2 separate regions of the Homo sapiens genome follow, and region 2 is linked to region 1. A link is a loop called in an ENCODE intact Hi-C map of the cell type or tissue named here. Cell type or tissue: left ventricle myocardium inferior. All regions are shown on one strand. Each heading gives the region's core, and the rest is flanking DNA. Links, peaks and the distances in the headings are about the cores only.

Region 1 (10,760 bases), core at 862-8,861:
CACTGATTTTTAGAAAGGAAAATTAATAATGCACAGTGAATAAAATCTCATTTAGATGTTCTTTGCACATGCTCTCCAATAATAATCATTCAATTTATAGCACTTTACAGTTAGTGCATCCATATATAATTTCATCTTCACATCAACACAGAAAAGCTAGTCTCATTGCCAACTTACAAATAACAAAACTGAGTCTAGGCAGGCAAGGAAACAAATAACTATTAAGTACCAGAGTTGGGTCTCAAATCCAGGACCCCTGACTATATCCTGGGTTATCTTCTCCCAGGCATTGCCAGCCCAGGAACCTCCCAAGGGTAAGTCCTGCAGATGAGCAGCTTCCTCTCCAGGCCCCTGGGCATCCTAGTCAGAGGCCTCTGTGTATCTGTGCCACCCCAGCTACACTTGGTAGAGCACACTTGAGGTGTCTCAGTGCTATAGAACCACCCACTTCAGGGTGTTTCACTGTGCATAGTCCTCTTAGGCCTCTAATGACATTTCAGAAAATTACTTTCACTTTTTTAATCAAAGTCCCCTGCCTTTACGAAACAATCAGTGTCTGACTCTCTAAATCTCTTCTTCCTATCATAATTGCCATCCCCAGTAAACTGCCTTATTTTTTTCAAATATCTTCTTTCAAAATGAAATTAAGCTTTGGGAGGCCAAGGCAGGTGGATCACGAGGTCAGGAGATGGAGACCATCCTGGCTAAAACAGTGAAACCCCGTCTCTACTAAAAATACAAAAAAATTAGCCGGGCTTGGTGGCGGGCGCCTGTAGTCCCAGTCACTCGGGAGGCTGAGGCAGGAGAATGGCATGAACCTGGGAGGCGGAGCTTGCAGTGAGCAGAGATTGTGCCACTGCACTCCAGCCAGGGCGACAGAGCAAGACTCTGTCTCAAAAAAAAAAAAAAAAGAGAAAGAAATTAGGGAGATAGGCCGGGGGTGGTGGCTCATGCCCGTAATCCTAGCACTTTGGGAGGCCAAGGCGGGTGAATCACCCGGGGTCAGGAGTTCAAGAGCAGCCTGGCCAACACAGCAAAACCCTGTCTCTACTGAAAATACAAAAATGACCCGGGCATGTTGGCGCAAGCCTGTAATGCCAGCTACTTGGGAGACTAAGGCAGGAGAATCGCTTGAACCCGGGAGGCAGAGGTTGCAGTGAGGCAAGATCACACCATTGCAACCTGGGCATTAGAGCAAGACTCCACCTTAAAAAAAAAAAAAAAAAAAAAGAAAGAAAGAAAAAGAAAAGAAAGAAAGAAATTAAGGATATAACTGTACTTGGAGGGAAAACTATTTTAACTGAGTTAAATCCTTATCTATTTTAGTAAGGGATGAATTGACAATATAAGTTCCTCAGTGCCTAGAATAGGACTTGGCACATAGAAGGTGCTCAATATGTATTTGCTGTTGAGTAAAGTAAATAAAATAAGAAATAATATTAATAATCATAATAATCATATTATTAAAAACCATTAATAGTAATATTAACAATCTCCACTTGTGGACATAATCACAGCAAAACCTCGAGCAAGAATTGCTGACAGTCATTGCCTCTGAAGTGATGCGAAGGGCATGAATCCAAAAACTGTTGCCTTTTGTTATGTTCCTTCTGGAATATTTGATTTTGGGGTGAAGTCAATCTAATCCAAGCTGAAGCTTTTGCTCAGGCATCCTACCTGAAAATGGTACCTTCCCCATCTGAAAACAGAAAACCACTACCTGGAGAGCATACACGTGCTGTGTCTGTGCCTGTTTTAACCACATGTATGTATTACTTTAATAAAAATTCAAACATTAAATATGTTTCACAAATCAATCCGGTTATGTTCCTTGCCTCTTACAGTATCTGGGTTGCATAAACAAAGGCACAAAGCCTCTAGTAAGAGCCCTTTTCTTCTAGTCTCCTTCCTATATCCTAGAACAACAGAGGCAAAAATGGAAGAAATAAACCAAGAACCACTAACAGGGACCCATTTCCCTCCCACATGCTCAACACTGTTTCTTTCAAAGTGGCTTTCTAGTCTCTCTCTACCAATTCTCTCATGAACCTCTTCCCAAAATATGCCATAGCTCCAGACCACTGCTATGTTCTCCTATCCAAGTTGAGGCTCGGGCCTCCTGAGCCCTGGACAGCACTGCTCAGTGCAGAGGGTGCAGGGAGACACCCTCCAGGCCAGTCTCCCAGGACATGCATGAGTGACTTCTGAGTAGCCTAACCACAGATGCTGAATGCAGGTGATGAACCACACTGCAAAAGACAGGACTGTAGCAAAAGTTCGAAATCAATGTCTCAGTTTGAAATGAAAGAAGAAAGACAAAGAACAGTGGATGCAAGTAGGAAATGTGTACTCTGGGCCTGCCTCTCTGTCGCCAAGGGGTTGTAGGTTCCTGAGCGAGCTACAGGCTGCTCCCCGATGAAAAGAGGACAAAATCCTGGCTTGCCAACCTTGTAGGATTGTTGTGAGGATCGGAGGAGATCCTGGGTGTGAAAAGGACTTAGAAACTGTAAGTTTTCATACATTTTGAAAGATTTTTGTTATCATACGGTGAGTTGTAAAGAGGAGAAGTAATTGGTATTTTTCTCTGGACTGGAACTTTGAATCACAAAGCAGCTAACTCAGCAGCTTTGGGGCAGACCTAGGGGAAAAATTCTGGCCTCCAGCCTCATGTCCCAGTTGTTAAAACCCAGCACATTTCTCTAGAATAGAATGCATCATATAGACGTAATCTTTAAAAGTAACCCAGGGGGACTCTCCAGGCCTTTCCTGCAAAACCCAGAGGACAGTTGTGCTGACTCTGTGAAGCCTGTACTCTCTCCCCAGGATTAACCTTCAGAATTAGAGTCAGAAAATCGGCACTGAAGTCTACTGTTTCTGAGAAAGTTTCCTGGCATTTAGCTAAAGACCAACAACCCTGTGAGGCATGTGCTGTTATCGCCCCATTTTCAAGATGAGGCTTGAGGTTGAGAGAGATGAAGTGGGCTCAAGCCTATACAATGTCAAGGCCCAGATCTCCTCTGTCTGAGCTCCTGGGCCTTATGGTCACTGGGTGTGGGATCAGAAAATCAGTCTGTGGGTGTCAGAAGCAGAGTTCCAAGCTAGGCTGGGATAGAGGTGGGTGGATGTCTTCCCCACCTGCCAAGTACTTACTCTCCAGGAAGGTTCTAGGGGCTTCCAGGAGAAACACCTCTAACCTAGTAACAATAGCACTGCCAGCCTGGAGGGTGAAATTGACGGGCTTGACCTTCTCAGTTCTCTTCCTGGCTTCTGCACTGCAAGGGCTCTTACAGGGAACTGTTACAGCCAGGACAAATCTCCAGGATCTTCCCATGGCAAAGGACCCTCTCTTGGGCGGCACTCCAACGTCAGTCTCACTCAGGCTCTGTCTGCACAGCACGAGCAGCTTCCCAGCCAGCCACAGCCTCATCTGAGGGCAGCGTGGATCCCAGTGGGCATTTGGGAACGCCTGTAATAGGCTCTGATCAGGGTGAGACTCCGGAGAAAGGGCTGTCTTCCTGGAGGTAAAGCAGGTGTTACAAACTCTAAGGCTCTCCGGGCCCCTGCGATCTTTGTGTCAGATTTTGTTTTATCTGCCTGAGCCATTGATGATATAAGTTCCAGTTCAACACTAGGGGATATGGGCTCTAGGGTACCCTTAAGCCAGAAACGTTGCTGAATATCTAGATCTGGAGCCAAGACTAGAATCCCATATGGAGCACACTCCTCCTTTTCCAGGTGTGGGGGTAGATAGGTCCCCCGCCTCACCAGCAGCTCTGCCCCTACTCATCCCAAGACGCGCCACCACTCACAGCTATGTTTCAGGGAAGCCCCGGAGCCCTCAAGATCCCACTGTGGGTTTTGGTTGTCCTCATAGCTCAGCCTCCCACGGCCCCTGACTGTGGTCTGGGGCTTCCTGGACTGGGGTCTAGAGATTTAGGCTTTTTGGCTGCAAAAACCCTAGCCCATAGATCAGGCTGATTCTGGTCCAGGGCTGCAGGAAAGCACCCAGGCCTGGGCCCATCTTCTGGGGGAGGCACTGTGGATGGCGGGGGTGCGGGGAGCTCCAAGAGGGCTGTGAGTGTGGGGGTAGCACGGGGTCGTGGAGGACGAGGACAGACAGAAGCCACGTGCAGGCTCCTTTTGTTCTACCCTCTTCCAGGGAGGAAGCAGGTCAGCTTCCCTGGCCTCTGGCAGTGGGCTGGGGGATCTAATTCTAGCATTTGTTGGGCCTATATGTGCAGACCATGGAAGGGCTTTCTGGGACTGGAAACAGGCTGGATCTTCCCTCTCCACAGGGTGAAGGCTGCAGGGTTGGGGCAGAAAAAGGAACAGCCATGGAATTTCAGGCCTCAGAATTAGACATTCCTTGGAAGGCTCTGGGCACAAACTTGGACTGGAGTTGGTTCAGACAGAATTTGTGAATTTGTGGGTCTTGTAGTATCTAGGGAGAGGGAAAAGATTGGAAATCCCTGTGACATGATTGGGCTTGGTTGAATGGCTACAGTCTCTGCAAATAAGTCCATGAGTGTTTTGCTCAGAGCTCTCCTGGTCAGGCAGAAGAGGGCATTGCTGAGCAGAATCCTGTAAAATTCTGACAGGAAATCCAGGAGCGGGCAGGTGAAAGGAGTAGGTTGTGAGAGTGTGATTTAGAGTGGCTACACTAGCCAGATGGCCGTGGGGGTGGGGAGGCCTAAAACTTTCTATTTTTATTTTTTGAGACAGGGGTCTCACTCTCCCCCAGGCTGGAGTGCAGTGGTGCAATCATAGCTCACTGCAGCCTCCCACCTCAGCCTCCTTAGTAGCTGAGACCACAGGCATGCGCAACCATGCCCAGCTAATTTAAAACATCTTTTTTTGTCTTTCTGTAGACACAGAGTCTCCTATGTTGCCCAGGCTGGTCTCAAACTCCTATGCTCAAGCAATCCACCTGCCTCGGCCTCCCTAAGTGCTGAGATCACAGGTGTGAGCCACCACACCTGGCCTGGCCCAGAGCATTTTTTTTTTCTTTTTTTTGAGACGGGGTCTCATTTTGTCACCCAGGCTGGAGTGCAGTGGCGCGATCTCGGCTCACTGCAAGCTCCACCTCCCGGGTTCACGCCATTCTCCTGCCTCAGCCTCCCAAGTAACTGGGACTACAGGCACCTGCCACCACGCCCAGCTAATTTTTGTATTTTTAATAAAGACAGGGTTTCACCATGTTAGCCAGGATGGTCTCGATCTCCTGACCTCGTGATCTGCCACCTCGGCCTCCCAAAGTGCTGGGATTACAGGCGTGAGCCGCCGTGTCTGGCCACCCAGAACATTTTTAAGTCAGTCAATCCTTTCCACCGCCACGTAGCCTCCCCAAAAGGCTACAGGAAGCCCAAGTCTGTGGACACAGGCACCTTGTCAGGAGAACATAAGTCCAGGCAAAGGGAGAAGGCAGCCAGGAGAGGGTCTGTGTGAGGAAAGGTAGGGCCAGCTGAACATGGTCAGCATGGTTGGAGGCAGGTGAGTAGAGATTCAAGCAGTAATTTGGGGTCAGGGGGCCTAGGAGCAGGTACACATTCTCATACCTGGGCCAGGCTCAGGGCAGGCCAGGCCCTGGTTGGATGGGGAATAGGAGAAGAAAGTTAAGTATACATTAACAAGTAGTAGGGCCCCTTCCAAGAGATTTTATAAAGGCAAGGCTCAGGAAAAGGAGGAATGGAATTGGGCCCAGGTTCCAAGTACAGGGAGAGGAGCCACAGCACCAGGGCCAAGGGGGCAAGTGGCCAGGCTGGCTTGGTGCTCATTTCCTGGAGCTACTGACCCAGGGCTTCCTAAATCCCCACTGATGTTTTCCTTAATAAAAACAGCATTTACTGGCTACAGAACCTAGGGCAAGACTGTGCCTACATAGGGTTGACATGGGATCTAATACAGGTTACCAGAAGGAAGCCTAGAAGGCCAAGAAAGTCCCTGGAGAACCCCAACTCCTCCCTTATTTCCCTGTTTGACTTCTAATAAATCCCATCTCCTCCCTGGGCCTTAGTTACCCCATGCACAAAATAAGGATATTGGACCCCCCTAGAGGTATCCAAACTGCTATCTGTGAAGTCCAGGATACGAAGAGGGGATTCACAGGACTCTACGGGGGTCCTATAAGAGGCAAGTTCAGAAAGGGAGACCAGAACCCGTTGCCCACCAAAATTACCTGGAGCAGTTTTATTTTTAAGTTTCATATGTTGGGTTTCTAGATAAGATTTTATTTGAAAGCCACAACAAGAAAAGGAATGAAAGGCAAAGGAAGTGGGGAAGGGGGAGGAGGGGAGAAAATATTAGAAAAGAAGGGAAAGAAAGAAGAAAAGATGAATAAGAGTGTTAGCTAGATGATCTCCAAGCTCTGTTCCAGGCTTGTTGTTTTTTGAGTCACCATGATACTCTCTTGCCCACATTTTCAAGAACCACTTCTGCCATCCTCTCAGGGAAAATCCATACATAAGGCCAGAAAAATCCACTGCCTTAGATCTCATTTCGCAGCTCTGAGGAGTGCTGGCTCGCAGAGAAGGAAATTGGGGGGTTCTTGTGGGCTGAGTGGGAGGAGACCTAAGGCCCAAGCTGTAAATCAGGCTCAGAGGTTTGGATTCCCTGGAGTTTGACCTTCAGATGCCCCTCTTGACTCCAGAAGCCTTCACACTCACACCCAGGCTCAGGGAAGCATGCCCAGCTCCCAGGCTACACCTGGAAGCTGGGCCCACTCTGAGGAGGAGTTGTTTTGATTTTTCAGGAAAAATTGCTCCTAGCCAAACCTTCCCTCCCAAGAACAACACAGGCAGGGATTTTCTACATGCTTGGGAGATGAAAGCTTTGTGGGGCCTTTTGCCATAGCCTGGCGAGTGAGACCCAGAGATAACATCCATACCTGAAACAGTAGATATGGTTCATAATTGCTGTATGTTTTTACTCTAAACACCTCCCAGCCTTGCCAAGCCTCTGAGCTTCCCAGCGTGTTTTAAATGGTTTTGCTCTACCCTTGCCTACCCTGACTGTGCTGCCTCTCTGTCAATACCCAGCCCACAAGCCGGGAATTCCAAAAAAGCTTGGAGATGTGGCAAATTCAGATCGAACTGAGGATCTTCCTTGGGCGTACACGTGCACGTAGACACACACACACACACACACACACACCTTCCAGTGAGGGCAATACTACTTTCTTAACAGGAGGATTTGTTGAAACCCCTTGAGAATGTAAGGTAGTTGAATGAGCACCAGACTAGGAGTCAAGAGATGAATTCCTTTGACTCTCCCTCCATGTAGGCTCAGATAAGTCCACTATTGTTTCAGGTCTGTTTTTTCTTCTGTAAAATGAGGGGGTTCCTTCACTCAGTCAACTTCCATTTACCATGTGCTTCCTTTGCTGGTGACCTGGCGATCAAAGTCACAGATCAAGGAATGGCACCAAAGCCACACTAGACAAATTAACTCTAGGGATCAGTAGGGTATCCGATTTCAAGTCAATTTTGCCTCTGATGCAAATACCTAAAAAAATAAATTAGACACATTCTCATCCCTCAAAAGCTCAGAGTGTAGTGTGGTAAATGCTCCGGTAGCGATTACTCAGCTATTATGGGAACACAGAGAGGGTGGTCCTGGAGTGTTTCCCAGAAGAGGCGACATCTCTGAGTTTTAAAAGCTGAGCACCTCTTTGCCAGACAAATAAGGGAAGGAAGGCAGAAGGAAGAATATGGAGAGAGTTTGGTGGATTGGAGGAATTTCAAGTAATTCTCCAATGGCTAGACATTGTGGGATGGGAAGGGAAAAGGAAGAGATTAAGTAAATCAGGTCTCCGGGGGTCTGCGTATGTCAGGCTATGGGATTTTGAGTTGTTTTTTTTTTTTTCCGGAAGGCAATGGGAACACATTGCAATGCAAAGGAATAACATACTCACATTTGTATTTTAGAAATTTCAGTCTGGCTGTCTTGCAGGGCATGGTTTAGAGAGGGGGGAAAAAATGGAAGGCAGAGAGATTCCTCCGGAAGTAAGAAGGAAAAGGTGATGGGCTCCTGAACCATGTCAGGCACAATGGGAATGAAGACGAGGGAAGTGAAATCAAAGCAGATAGTAGAGGCCATTCTTGAATGAGAATTTTCCATTTCTAACTTTCTAGGACTCTACAGTTAGAGAAATTTCCCTGCACACATCTCACCTCCCATTTTCACCCACTCCTCCCACCTCCCACACACTGTGAAGCTGGGCTGGCCCCTTCCACTCATCCGCTGCTCGGGTGAGGCTTAGATAATAGGCGTGGCAGCAGGCCCAGGCATCCCCGCCATCTTCTCCACCAGCCCGTTCTGCTGCTTGAGCAGTTGGCTGCCGCCATGAGTGTTAATTGGAGAGACATCTGAAGTGACCAGACTGGTTACGCCGCCGCCATGATAGACACACTCCATCTGCTCTAACCAGGCGCGTCTCAGCACACGCAGGAGGCCAGCCTGATTCCTTGTGCCCAAGACTTGTTAGAAGTTAGACTCAAAGAAGTTAGATTCATAGGCTTGTAAATGGAAAACTGCCTCAGAGAACATTAAGTCCATGCCCTTTGGTTTGACGAAAAGAAGAATAAGACCCAGTCTTGCCCAGGGTTAGACAGAGCTCATGACCAGGTCTCTTGATCTTGTCCTCTGCCCTTTGTAGGTGAATAAGACGTGAAGCTGGAGCAGCACTTCTAACAGTTTATCTCCTACACAGATTCGCTCAAACTGTCCATTAACCACTGAATGGCTCTCACTTGACTTGAGAATGGCATTTTGTATTGAGCCGATTAATTTCTTAGAAATTTTAAATTTAACTTGTTCGATTATCTACCAGAAGGGACTTTAGAAATGGTCTAGTCTAATGATTTTCTCGCTGGCATTTGTTTATTTGTTTGTTTATTAGTAGTAGTAGTAATAGCAGAGCCTTTTTCAGACGCTAAAACTGAGGCTTAGAAAGGGGCGCTCTTGGGTATTCGTGACATAACGCATAAGTGGGAAATTGTGACTAGAAGAAAGCTCTCGTAACTCCCATACATACTCCACATTATCTTATTTGATCTTCATATAACCCCCACTGCTGCCCACTCCCCAGCTCCGCCATTGGCAGAGACAAGAGAGGAGGAGGAGCTTGCTCAGAGTTCCATAGTGAATAAGTAGCAGGTACATACCATTCTTGTTGCAAGCAATAAAATCTTCCAGTAGACTCTTTTCATATGACCTGATTTGGTATGGCGTTTTCTAATTACTAATGCACATTCACACATATAGTTCCACATTCACTGTGAAAAAGGTCTCGTATGCCCAATTTTCAGAAGAGGTAGCAAAACGAGTAATGAATTGCCACACAGTCATTAAGTGGCAGGGCCAAGACCCCCCTTTCTCAGTGTCCAGCTGCCCATCAGGACCCCTGGATTCCTGGACCCTGTAGTAATTGCTCACACTGGGAGTACCCATGCTACTAATTTTTTGTAGAATGTGAGAGACCTGGAAGAGCCAAGGATAGGAATGCAGTAACTTGAATTGATACCCTTGCATTAGTTGCTAATTACATGAACAATTCGTCAAAATGTGTATGAGAAAAGAGGCAGGTTTGGGGAAGATAAGGGGTAAGTTCAGTTTAGGATGTCTGTTGAGTCTAATGTGCCTGTGGGACAAGCAGGTGGAGATGCCACCAGGTAGATGGAATTTCAGAATCATGGGAAACAATCTTCGGATGGACCTTAATTGAGAGATCAGGACCCCTTTCATCTGGCTGCCGCTCATTTGTTTGGTGTGAGGGCACAGCTCACGTAAGTTTCTTAAATGAGATGCTGAGAACAGTCATCACGTGGCAGAAATTCTAATTCTTAAGACTGAAAGAAGCACTACAAGAGGCCCCATCATTACCCGCAGCCTAGTGATTTTCAGACATGACATTTCTATTTGTAAAATGAGGGAGCTATGTCTTCAAAGAAACAAGAGTAACAGCCCTGTGTACCTGTAATCAAAGACACCCTGTGTGGGGATCAGGCCTGGGAGCAGAGGCAGAGAAGAGCAGGTAAGAAAACAAAGGTTCGCAGGAGGTGGGTCACTCCCCTCCCTATGCATATGTTCAACCAAACCCTCCTGCTTTCCTGCCTTCATGACCTGCTTGCTTTTCCTTCCACTTAGATTGAGCTTTCCTCCTCACCATCAAGGCTCAGCTCAAATGCCACTCCTCTAAAAAGACTTCCATGGTTCACCTCCAAGGAAATAATGCTGTCTACTTACTACTGCTTATATTTATTTTATACTTCTCTGCGTATAGTATCTTTCTGTTATCATTATCTATATATTTAAGGCTCTCCTTCTCACCAAACTAGGAATTTCTTGAGAGCACAGATTCTGCTTGATTTATTTCTGTGAGCCCAGTAGCACCTTATATAATGCCTTATACACCATCAGTGTTCCATAAATTCAGGATGAATGGATAAAAACATTCATTTGCGCACTTACTATTTCCATTCTCCCTCTTCTACCCTTTATTTATTTTTTAAGAGACAGGGTCTTTCTCTGTTGCCCAGTCTAAAGTGCAGCGATGTGATCATAGATCATAGCTCACTGAACCCTCAAACTCCTGGGCTGAAGCAATCCTCCCACATCAGCTTCCCAAGTAGCTGAGACTACAAGCGTGCACCACTACACCTGGCTAAGTTTTTAACATTTTTTTGTAAGGACAGGGTCTCACCCAGGCTAGTCTCAAACACCTGGCCTCAAGGGATCCTCCCACTTTGGTCTCCCAAAGCACA
Region 2 (10,760 bases), core at 960-8,959, 230 kb after region 1:
TGTGTTCTTGAAAAAAAAGAAACATTGAAATTATCTTCTTTTCAAAAGGTAGAATTAGCCCCGTTTTAGAGCTGAAAGCCTGCCAGAAAAAATATATTTCTGATATTTTCGTTCTTTTCCCCCCTTCTATTTAGCTGTGTCAAGTCTGCAGTTTGCAATTTCCTGTGGCTGCTTCTACTTTTTGACTCTCACTGAATTATACTCTACTCTCAACATCTCACTGCTTAAATGGAAGGAGAACCCCTTCTGGCCAGGGGCAGATGATTTGCTGGATACCTCTTCTGTTTCAGGTTAAAAGCGATGGCCACAGAGAAGGAAAGAAGTGGAAGGTGGATACCTGACTATCTGAATTGAAATCTTCTAAATGAACACTCCTCACAGCTCCTTGGGATTAGAAAAGCATGCTCTTGGTTCTTCTATTCTTATGTTCCATTTTATTGAAGAATGAATTTTAAGGACACAAAGAGGAAGACCCAGAAATTTTGACTTTAAAAGTTTGATTCTTGCTTTGAAACTCATCCCAGTTGATCTTCAACTTTCGAAATCTTGATTTTCTTAAAATCTCTACTTCCTCATATTCCCTTTCTCATGCCATGCATCGATGCCCATAAAATGCCTTTTCTTAAACCAAATTTGGAGTCATAGCCAAGGATGGATGATTCTGAATTACAGACAGGAGGAGTTGTTGGAAGAGTTACTGCAGCTGGGAAAAGGCCTGGGCATCCAGTCAGGGGGCCCTGGTCTCTGCACACAAGGGTTTTATCTAGGCTGAGCTGGGGGAAAGTGAGGTCTCTCCACACCCACCTCTCTCCGTCTCCACGTGTCAAGGCAGCTATAATAGTGCCTGGGCTTGGAGCATCTGGCTCTTAGGCCTGATGTCTAAGATACTACTTAAGTTCTCCAGTGATTTCTTTTTCTATTGTTGATTTTCTCATATATAAACTGGAGAATAATAATATCTGATTCATATGAAGAAGCTTTGTAACATATTAAATATCAAATAGATGTCAGTTATAATTATCAAGAGGGACAACTTAGAAACCACTAACAAAGATGATTTTCTTCTTGGAAGCAGAATGTTTGCAGAATGAGATCTCTCCAGTAACTCTCCACTTTTCCATCTGCTGATAAAGGACTTCAGTGTAGTGTACCCGAATTTCACATTAATTGTTGCTTTAGCAAGGGATGTAATTACTCTGAGTACTTTTTAGCTACAAATCTTGAAATTCATGCCATTTGGTGAACGTATGCCTTGCTGCCTCTCCAACTATTAATTCTTGTACAGTCTCGCCTTTAGGACCAAAAGACAAATAGTAAAGTAAAGCTCATGCTTGGCTATTTAGAGCAGAGCAGCCTCCCTTAGGCTTCGGCAGACAAGGTACAACCACTGATGTTATCCTGCCGGGTAGGCAAGAAGTAAGAAAAGCGAGTCGCAGAGCAGAAGCGCCAAATCCTCAGAGTCGAGGAGAATCTAGGTCAAAGATCTCCTGCCAACCTTATTCACAGTTCTCATTTCAGGGTTCCTTCCCTCTAAACCTCCATGCGGGCCCTCCGTAAAGGAGAAAGCGAGTTTTCTCGGTGGGGTGAGAAGATCTCTATTTGTGTGAAACTAAAAGAACCTATTTCCACAATGTTATGGCTAAAACATACACTCAGTTTTTCCCATTAATTAGGCTTTATGGATGTTATATATTAGAGATTTGACATAATAAAGGCAAGAGAATTCCAAGACATTATTTCCATTGGATGGCTTCACCTAGGCAAGACCCATGACCTAAAAGTTTGATGAATAGAATGAACCATTATTCAAGGTTGGGTTTTCAAACTAAAACCATATTTTGGCCTTTGCTGTGCCCCACATGCCTGGCAGTGACTCCAGGCACACGTTTCATCTTCATTTGGTTGCCTGGAAGAATGCAATGGGCTAGTTGCTCTAATGTCGGGAAAAAAAGGTTTTATCACCATGCACAGCTTTCTATGCATTGTCCCATAGAAAAACTATCCTCAATTACAAGCTACAGTTTTAATAAAGCACTATCAAAAAGACGGCACAGAGTTTCGGTTGCCACGGCTCCAGCCCTGACTGGTTCTAATTTCCTGTCTGCTCAAAATAAGATTTTATTAATCTGTTATTTTAGATACTTGGATTGTCATAATTCTTGCCATTATAGTGCCAAAAAATAAGAAGATATGAAAATAGTACATCTGATAATTACAAATGTATAAAAATATATATGCAAAAGGGCCAGTATATGTTAGCCTATGTAAGTATTATCAAACAGCTACTAGAAGTGAATATATCCAAATGTTAACAAGACTTATGTCAGGATTGTGATATTATGATTAATTTGAGTTTTTCTCTTTATAATTTTAAAATTATCTAAACAGAATATTATAAAAATGGATAGCTCTTAGAAAATAACAGGAAACATACTTTATAAAACATGGGGTTCCAGACTTTTCTTTAGTATTTTCAGGTATGAACCTAGGAGAGATTGGAGAGCCCAAAGTGTGGACAAGTTGCTGATAAAAATAAGGCACCTAGATTTTCAGTCTGATATGCATAAAAACACTTTCCTACTGTACAAGCTGTTTCTGTCTAGTGGGCTTGACAGATGCCTGAACGTGACACAAGACACTGAAATAACATGCAAATCAGTTTTCGGTTTTAATATGCAAATATGACGCTTGGCACATCACTTTCCATGGCGAGGTAAATTTCTGTTTTTGAGTTTTTCGTGGGAAATGCAAACCAGCAAACAAATGGTTAACTCCCCATCTTTCACCTAACACAAGGTGGTTTTCATTTGAGTCAGAGCGGTTCTGGCTCAGCAATCCAAGACACTTAGGATGCAAAGAAAGGGCATGTGTTTTGTTCAATAACAATGCCACCCTAGGCAAGCAATCCTACCTTCTGACAGACACACCGATCACACTGAATTTTTGGGCCTCAGCAGGGAGGCAGACAAAGTGCCTAAGTGAAAATAACAAGAACATGTTTTTTTGCTTGACCAGTGAAAATCAAATCAAAGTATCTCAACATGGTAAGAAGATAAGCTTATAGCCAAAGAAGAGAAAAAAGTCAAGGGTCCTTGTTTCTAGAGTACACGAGCAGTGTAGCAAACTATAGCCTCCTATGAAATCTATATTAAATTATCCACAAATAATAGTAATTAATTAGGCATTAAAGCAGTCATCAAAATGAGTGAGATGCAACCAGTTCATAGAATTTATAATCCAGTCAGGAAATCAAGGTATATGAAGGAGAAATAAAAGAACAAAGCAAAAAATTGAACGTTGATAGTAATCAGTATGCCTTAGATATATAGGTTCTAGGGTCTGCTTACTTGGGTTCAAATCCCACATCCACAGCTTACCAATTGTATGATCCAGTGCAGGATGCTGAATTTTACTACCTATTAGTTATTTCAAAAATAAAATGGGGTAAATAGAATTTACTTTGTGAGTTGTTGTTGTTGTTTTAGACGGATTCTCTCTCTGTTGCCCAGGCTGGAGAGCAGTGGCATAATCTCAGCTCATTGCATCCTATGCCTCCCAGGTTCAAGCAATTTCTCTGTCTAATTTTTGTATTTTGAGTAGAGACAGGGTTTCACCGTGTTGCCCAGGCTGGTCTCTAACTCCTGACCTCAAGTGATCTGCCCGCCTCGGCATCCCAAAGTGCTGGGATTACAGGCATGAGCCATAAGTTAAATGAGATGGTCCAGCCTACACCAATTAAGAAACTAATATCATCCTTAAAGATATACTATGATGTATAAATATTATTCAAGTGTATCAATGGATGATACAGATTAAGAGAGACAGAGAGAGAGAGAGAGAGAGTACTGTGTGCTTAAAGAGCTTGAATTAGGACTTGAATGAGGGACAGAATTCAGAGGAACTGAGGTGGCATTCTACTCTATCAACCATGGGATTAAAATTCCTTCACCTTTCTATGTGCTTTTACAGTCAAAAGATACTTGGGTGCAACACACACACACTAGATTATTTAATATTGTCCAATGCATGAAATCATTTCTTCTTTCTGTAGAAACCAAGTTAGTGGTTTGTTAAGTGATTAGCCAAAATCATACCCATATTAAGTGGCAGAACCAAGAGTTAGGCAGGAGTCTTTTGATTCCAGCTTAGTGTTTTTCCACTAATTTACAGCCATCTCTATATATTCATTTAGAAATATGAAACTTACATGGTCTATCGTAAAGGTTAATCAAGACAGTCAAACTCACTGATTAAAGTATGGTGCTAATTAGACCAGAAGCTGGAGACCAATGTGGCCTTTTTTACTTTCAGAAATATTGATTGTGGTATAATGGAGAAAGCGTGGGCTTCAGAGGCAGAACAAGCTGGTTCAAATGCCAAATTATACCTCCAGTTTTGTATAACATTTCACAAGTTTTTTGTTCCCCCCTTTAGCGTCTTCACCTGTAAATGGAGTTGGGAAAGTAGGCAGAGGAGCTGGGTAGATGCCTTCATCTGAGAGCCACTGTGAGTAATACATAAGAAGACACATGGCATGTGCTAATATTTGACAGTGGCGCACGATTATTTGTATTAAATGCTCACACACAGTCTGTCAAATATGAGCTATGGATGTCTTTCAAATGTGGCAGGAAGGTGGATGAGAGAATATGAATGACTCAGTGTTATTCGTCAGCACTGCAGCCGAGGGGAAGAAAGATCATGCTCTGACAGTGAATCTAAAGACCAGCAACATTTAATATTTCTAATCAATCACTGACCATGATTAAAATAATAGTAGTCATATTGAAGGAATCTTTTATCCATTCCCACAAACTCTGAAAGGTAGAAATACATTAGTATTTAATTTATGTATTAATTTATGTATAATTTACAAGAGTATAAATAAGGTATTCTGAGTGCTTAGTAGGTGTTCAAAATGTTTTATATTGAGTAACTTATTTCATCACCAGTGCAACCATATTAGGTGGCTTCTATTCTGAATTTACAAATGAGAAAGCTGGAGTACAAAGATTACCGTGATAATAAGTGGAGAACCTGGGATTTGAATCCAGTCATCAATTCCAGAAAGGGATGCTTAACCGCAACAAAAGTGCCTCAGTCTCTCAACTCATCTGCCTTTTGCCAGTGAGATTTAACAACCCATCCACTTATTTGTAGTGGAATTTCACATACATTACAAAGTCTTGAACTATCAAAAGAACCTTTCTTAAGGACAAACATTTTTTAATGATATAGTCTCTCTGCGCACAAAGATGGAAACCAAAAATATTACAAGTACCCCCAACTAATTCTGATGCAGGTGGTCTGAGTACAAGGCTTTGAGAGACATGGTTGTTTTTTAGTTTTTATTTATTTTTTTTTTTTTGAGATGGAGTTTCACTCTTGTTGCTCAGTGTGCAATGGCAACATCTCGGCTCACCGCAACCTCTGACTCCCGGGTTCAAGTGATTCTCCTGCCTCAGCCTCCTGAGTAGCTGGGATTACAGGCATGTGCCACCATGCCCGGATAATTTTGTATTTTTAGTAGAGATGGGGTTTCTCCATGTTGGTCAGGATGGTCTCCAACTCCCAACCTCAGGTGATCCACCTGCCTCTGCCTCCCAAAGTGCTGGGATTACAGGCATGAGCCACCATGCCCGGCCGACATGGTCATTTTTAATGTCTTCATTCATTCACTTGACTCATCAAAAGAAGTAGAACTGCTCTTATCAATCTGAGATATAAGCTAGAGAATTAATGTTAAATCTTAAAATAGTAAAATAAAATAATAAATAGTACTGTACCTAAAGGTGGGCAAAGGGAAAAACAGGTAAATAATACTATATTCTTTCACATTAGAAGCTAAAGGACAGTGTCATTTTCCAGTGACCAAACTGAAAAATTTTCTGCCGGGTTCTTACCATATCATGAATAAAATGCTAAGAAAATATTCAATTCTACAACAACTTAGGCCTTTCTAAAATGTGGGAGGCAACTTTAGATTCCCTGCCTTCTGTGAATTTCAGAAACAGAAAAGACACTGGAGACCATTTAGTAGTACATGAATCCCTTCATTTATAAGAAGAAAACTGAGTGTCAAGGAGGGAAACTGAGTTATTCAAGGTCATCTAGAAAATAAGGAGTAAAATCAAGAAGAAAGCTCACATCAGGAAGGAAGGTCTAATTCAATATTCGTTTAATTCTCTTTGCACCAATAAAGATTCACTCAGAAGAGTGACGCATTCTTGATGCTCTGTAAAGTATGCTCATTCTTGGCAAAAATTTTGGGAGCCCTAATCTACATTTATGCAGCATTCTGAGATCCCAAGATGGAAGTTGCTATAAAGTGAAAATCATTGCTGTTATTCTCGGCGAGGCGACACACACTGACAACAGCTGGCATGAACAGATGTGGCCCACAGAGAATTCTGTCGGGCTGCGCTGGTGCCATCCCTTTGCAAGTTTCCTTTTCCTCGACAAACAAAGAGTGTTTCTCCTCAGTCTATGCAGCCCTATGGTCTTCTTGTTGATAGGGCTGAGTTCAAAGCCCTCATCAAGCTGGCCTCTATCTTGCCTCCCCCCTTTCATCTCAACAACTATTTCTCAAATAACATGCCTTTCAGAGAGAAACATCTCTGTTAAACGGTGAAAGTTTTCTTGACTTAGGGCCTTATGCAAAGCCTGGTGGTTGCAATAGTAATATTTATAGAATCACTATGCACTATGTCCTCCCACTTCTCAAATAATACAATGAAATAAGTACTCTGGCTGCCCCACTGTACAGATTAGGAAATTGAGACATCATGAAGTTAAATTACCTGCCCAAGTTCTCAGAGCTGATATGAGAAGGAGCTAGGATTTGTACCCGACCATTCTGGTTCTAGAAATTGCTTCCCAAGTTCTAATCACTAAACATTAAGACCAAAAAGAACAGGATTCAAGGTGACACTCTAATGAGAATAAAATGAGTTTCATGTAATTATGTGCCATAAACACACAAGGTGTTATTTTCATGATACCACCATGAGTATCATCAAAAACTCTAAATGCTTCTGCATCTCCATCATTCTAAATATCCTGGGTAATAGGCAGAAAACAAGTTATAACTGGCTTTATTCTTTTTTCTAATCAAATCATCTAATGTAGTGACTGACCCAGGTCATTCAGGACTCAATTCTGCTGACAATGCTGAACGTATGAACTCAGCCTCCAGTGCTTCTTGCATAGAAAGTCATTCGGAGAAGAACAAGTACATGTGAAGGATCACATTGTTTCTCTTGCAAGATGCAACCTAGCAAGCTTCTAACACAAAAACTACATATACCTGAAGAGATGATTGCAAATAATACATTTATTCAAAGGGCACTTGCTGAGTGCCTAGTAAGTGCCATGCTAAAGATATTGAGAAGTAGGTCTTGCCCTCTAGAAGATATAGTAGAAAATATTAGACACACAAAAATGTCCATCAATCCGAAGTAAAATGTTTTAATGATGTGCTATCAGAGCACAGAGAAAGGGGAGATGGTTGTAGCTCAGGAGATGAAGGGACATTCTCAAGAAAAGGTGGCATTTGAATTAGGTCTTGGACAAAGATGGGATTTGCATATCCAGAGATCTAGCAAGAACAAGATTCCAGGTGAAATCTCGAAAAAGTACATCAAGTGAGTCAAGTCAACAAGTTAGCATGTTTCCTTTCAAGTAAATGCAAATGTAAATGACCTCCAACCTTTATGTCCCTCTTTGTTCTTTTTTGTTTGTTTCATTGTCTGTGCTGTGCATGAAGATGTCAGTGATGTCTCGAAGGTGAGGGAATTCTTTGCTGGTAAAGTCAACCCATATATGAGGCTGCATGACAGCAGCTGTCTGCAGATTACCCAGGACCCTGGCATAGCAGGCTCTATAGAGGCTGAAGAAAATGAGGATCAACGTGGCTGTGGTGATTTTTTGATGCTAACAACTCAATGCTCAGAGGAAGGCCAGGGTGGAGAAATACAGGTATCCTGGGGTTTCTCTGCAAGGGCTATGCTGACACTCTAGGGGCAAGCATCATGAAGGAAGCCAAGATTTTTTTGCAGGTTCCATAAAGTTATGAAAAGTGGTTTTTTTTTTATGTGCTGTCTTTACATAAAAGCTTAGCTGTGAGTTTCCAGGAATACTTCCCATCCACTCCTTAAGTACTTACGTTTCAGTGGATATGAGGCACTATCACACAAAGCCAGCATAAAAGCCAGACTGAAAGAACTTAATGTGCTCTACTGTCTCTGTAGCTTGGACCACAATGTTAGATGGTAACTAGGAGTCAACAGTGTCCTTTTCCAACAAGAAAAGTATAGAGAAAATAAGAATAGAGCAGCCTGGCTGCTAGAGTTCTATGTTCCTCTCTATCATAAACTTTCTGGGTGCTATTTAGGAAATCATTTCACCTCTCTGGGTCCGGTTTCCTCAAGTGGGCGCAATCATCTTCAATCTTCTAATGCACATGTTTCTTGCAACAAATAAACCAAACAGGAGAAGTAGGACTACTCAAGTAATTTGTGAATGGCAATATGAATAAAGGGACACACAAACCATCATCATGTACATCGTCACCATCCACCTTTTTATTATTACAGCTAACCTTTGGGCCAGGCCTTACTCCAAATGCTTCAGATGTATTTCATCCACCCTGCATCTTGATTAGGTGGTTACTTTTATTGCCCTCATTCAGTGCTAAGGAAATTAAAGCACAGATTTCTAAGTAGAGCACTCAAGGCACTGAAGCCTGGATTCCAGTATGACTCTATAGTCCATGGCCTTCACCAGTCAGCTACATGTAGTATTACAAGAGTGGCATTATCAGTACCTATTTGTTATCCCTTCTCTACTTTCGAACTTTTAGCTATGTCATTATATTGCACTCATAACTAAAAATGAATAAAGTTTAACCCAAATTGTATTTACTGAGCAGGCACAAGGTGGCAGATACTGCATTAGTCAGCACTTTGATGATAAAGGTAAGGATAAACTTAGAAATGCAAAATAGTCATGACACAGTAGCTTAAACTGACAGGCAGGAGTAGCTAATACTGTTTCTCTCTAGGGAAAAATATGGATAGAAGTATCTTAAAGGAAGAAAGAAAGGGTCTCAGATGAAGATAAAAACAGTCATGAGAGATAACCCATAATTACCTACTTAAAATGTATAGGGATTATACTAGATGAATGTTCTAAAAACTACACATAATATTGTTAGCATCCTTCTACAAATAGAGGCCCATGAAAATTAAGGAGTTCCCTAAAATCTAACAGGTAGTACAGGTAGGGCAAGACTCAAGTCTGAGTCTGTCTGGGTCTAGCAACTGTGTTCTTAACTACCAAACTACCCCTAAAAGAAGAAGAAGAATGTGGAAAGAGAGAACACTTTGACTATTCTCTCCTTCTACCAGGGTCTGACTACAGGGATTTTGGTAAGTATTTATAGAACCCATCTACATTTTACACAGCTATTTATCATCCTTTAAAATGTGTTATTGCTTGTGCTCAAAGGGAACACGAAAATTAGGGCACCGTATCCATTCCAACTTGTAGATTAAAGGAACACAGAATGTTTTTTGAAACATTAGAAAAATTAGATGTAAAACCACAAATAAAGAAAAAAACTTATCTTTCAGGGAGCAGACCCCTTGAAACAACATATTTTTTGCTTCAACAAATACTTTCTGCTAGCATTACTGTGGCATACTAAGAAGTTTATCGATTTAGAGTTATCAAGCTCTAACCTCCAAAGGAAAAGCCTAACCCCGAGCAAACAGCAATACTGACATGTCACATAGCGTAATGAACACTGGACTCGGGAGCCAGAGGACTAGGATTTATGCCCCAAGCCTGCTGCATACTAGTCACATGACCTAGCTATGTCACATAATCTCTCTGCATCTCGCCTGCTTATTCTAGACTAGGTCAATTCCATTTGCACTTTATAAGGTAGGTATGAAGATGATGACCTTTGGGAGCATTATGCACATCTTTCAGAGTTTGTCACATGTAAATATTGGCAATATCTTGGGTTACCTTGTGATAAAGTCAGGGAAACAGATGCAGTGATTTCACAGGTCAGAGAAGGATATTCAACTTAAAAATCCCATTCTGGATTTTCTAAGGTCACTTATTGAGCCAAAAAAAAAAAATGAGCTCAGAATTCCTGATATACCATCATGTGTCAATGGGACAAAAATTACTAATATTTATCTCACTAGTTTCTGATACAACAGGAAACCTCTAACAAACAGGTAGCATAATAAGCTATATGGATTTGGGCAAGTCACTTCACTTCTGTGGGTCTCAACTATACCCATTCCTCCGCTCACTTGTGATTCAACAAATATAGTAAAGGGTACTAATTCTTACCATATGGACCTCAGAGAGACTATTAGGAACTGTGAAGTGAGATAATGAACTGTGAAAATTCTCCGAAAACAATGAAATGTCAAACAAACCTGGAGGACATTATGTTGAGTGAAATAAGCCAGGCACAGAAAGATAAATATTGCATGATCTCACTCAAGTGTGGAATCTAAAAAAGTTGATCTCATGGAAGTAGAGAGTAGAATAGTGGTTAACACCTCCTCTAAGCCACTGTGAGAAGGACTCCATCACTTGCAAATACAATTGATTACACAAAGCACAAGCAAGTCAACTTTTCCTGCCAAGAAGATTTGTTGCCCTTGGTGAAATAATAGCATTCTGGCCAGAAAGGAAATTTCATCATTTTCCTATGACTTCGATTCTGACTTTTGCAA

The links. A loop is a pair of places that touch in the nucleus more often than their neighbours do. Peaks named below come from ENCODE experiments on the same cell type or tissue, not always from the same donor. Only the 100,000 strongest peaks of a DNase experiment are listed, where the experiment ranks them.
Region 2: a loop joins it to region 1, with 2.7 times the contacts of the local background. A loop is called at or near these places in 9 of 110 quality-filtered maps.

Annotation. Positions count from the first base shown.
Region 1 is chr3:188,923,151-188,933,910 of GRCh38, reverse strand. No RefSeq gene overlaps it. Among named protein-coding and RNA genes, the nearest start is that of TPRG1-AS1, 19 kb to the left of the region's middle. In left ventricle myocardium inferior, for the core only: a CTCF peak has its summit at 4,553 (motif pointing right); no DNase peak of the experiment used is centred there.
Region 2 is chr3:188,689,306-188,700,065 of GRCh38, reverse strand. All of the region lies in intron 7 of LPP (LIM domain containing preferred translocation partner in lipoma), which reads right to left. Among named protein-coding and RNA genes, the nearest start is that of MIR28, 5.9 kb to the right of the region's middle. In left ventricle myocardium inferior, for the core only: no CTCF peak of the experiment used is centred there; no DNase peak of the experiment used is centred there.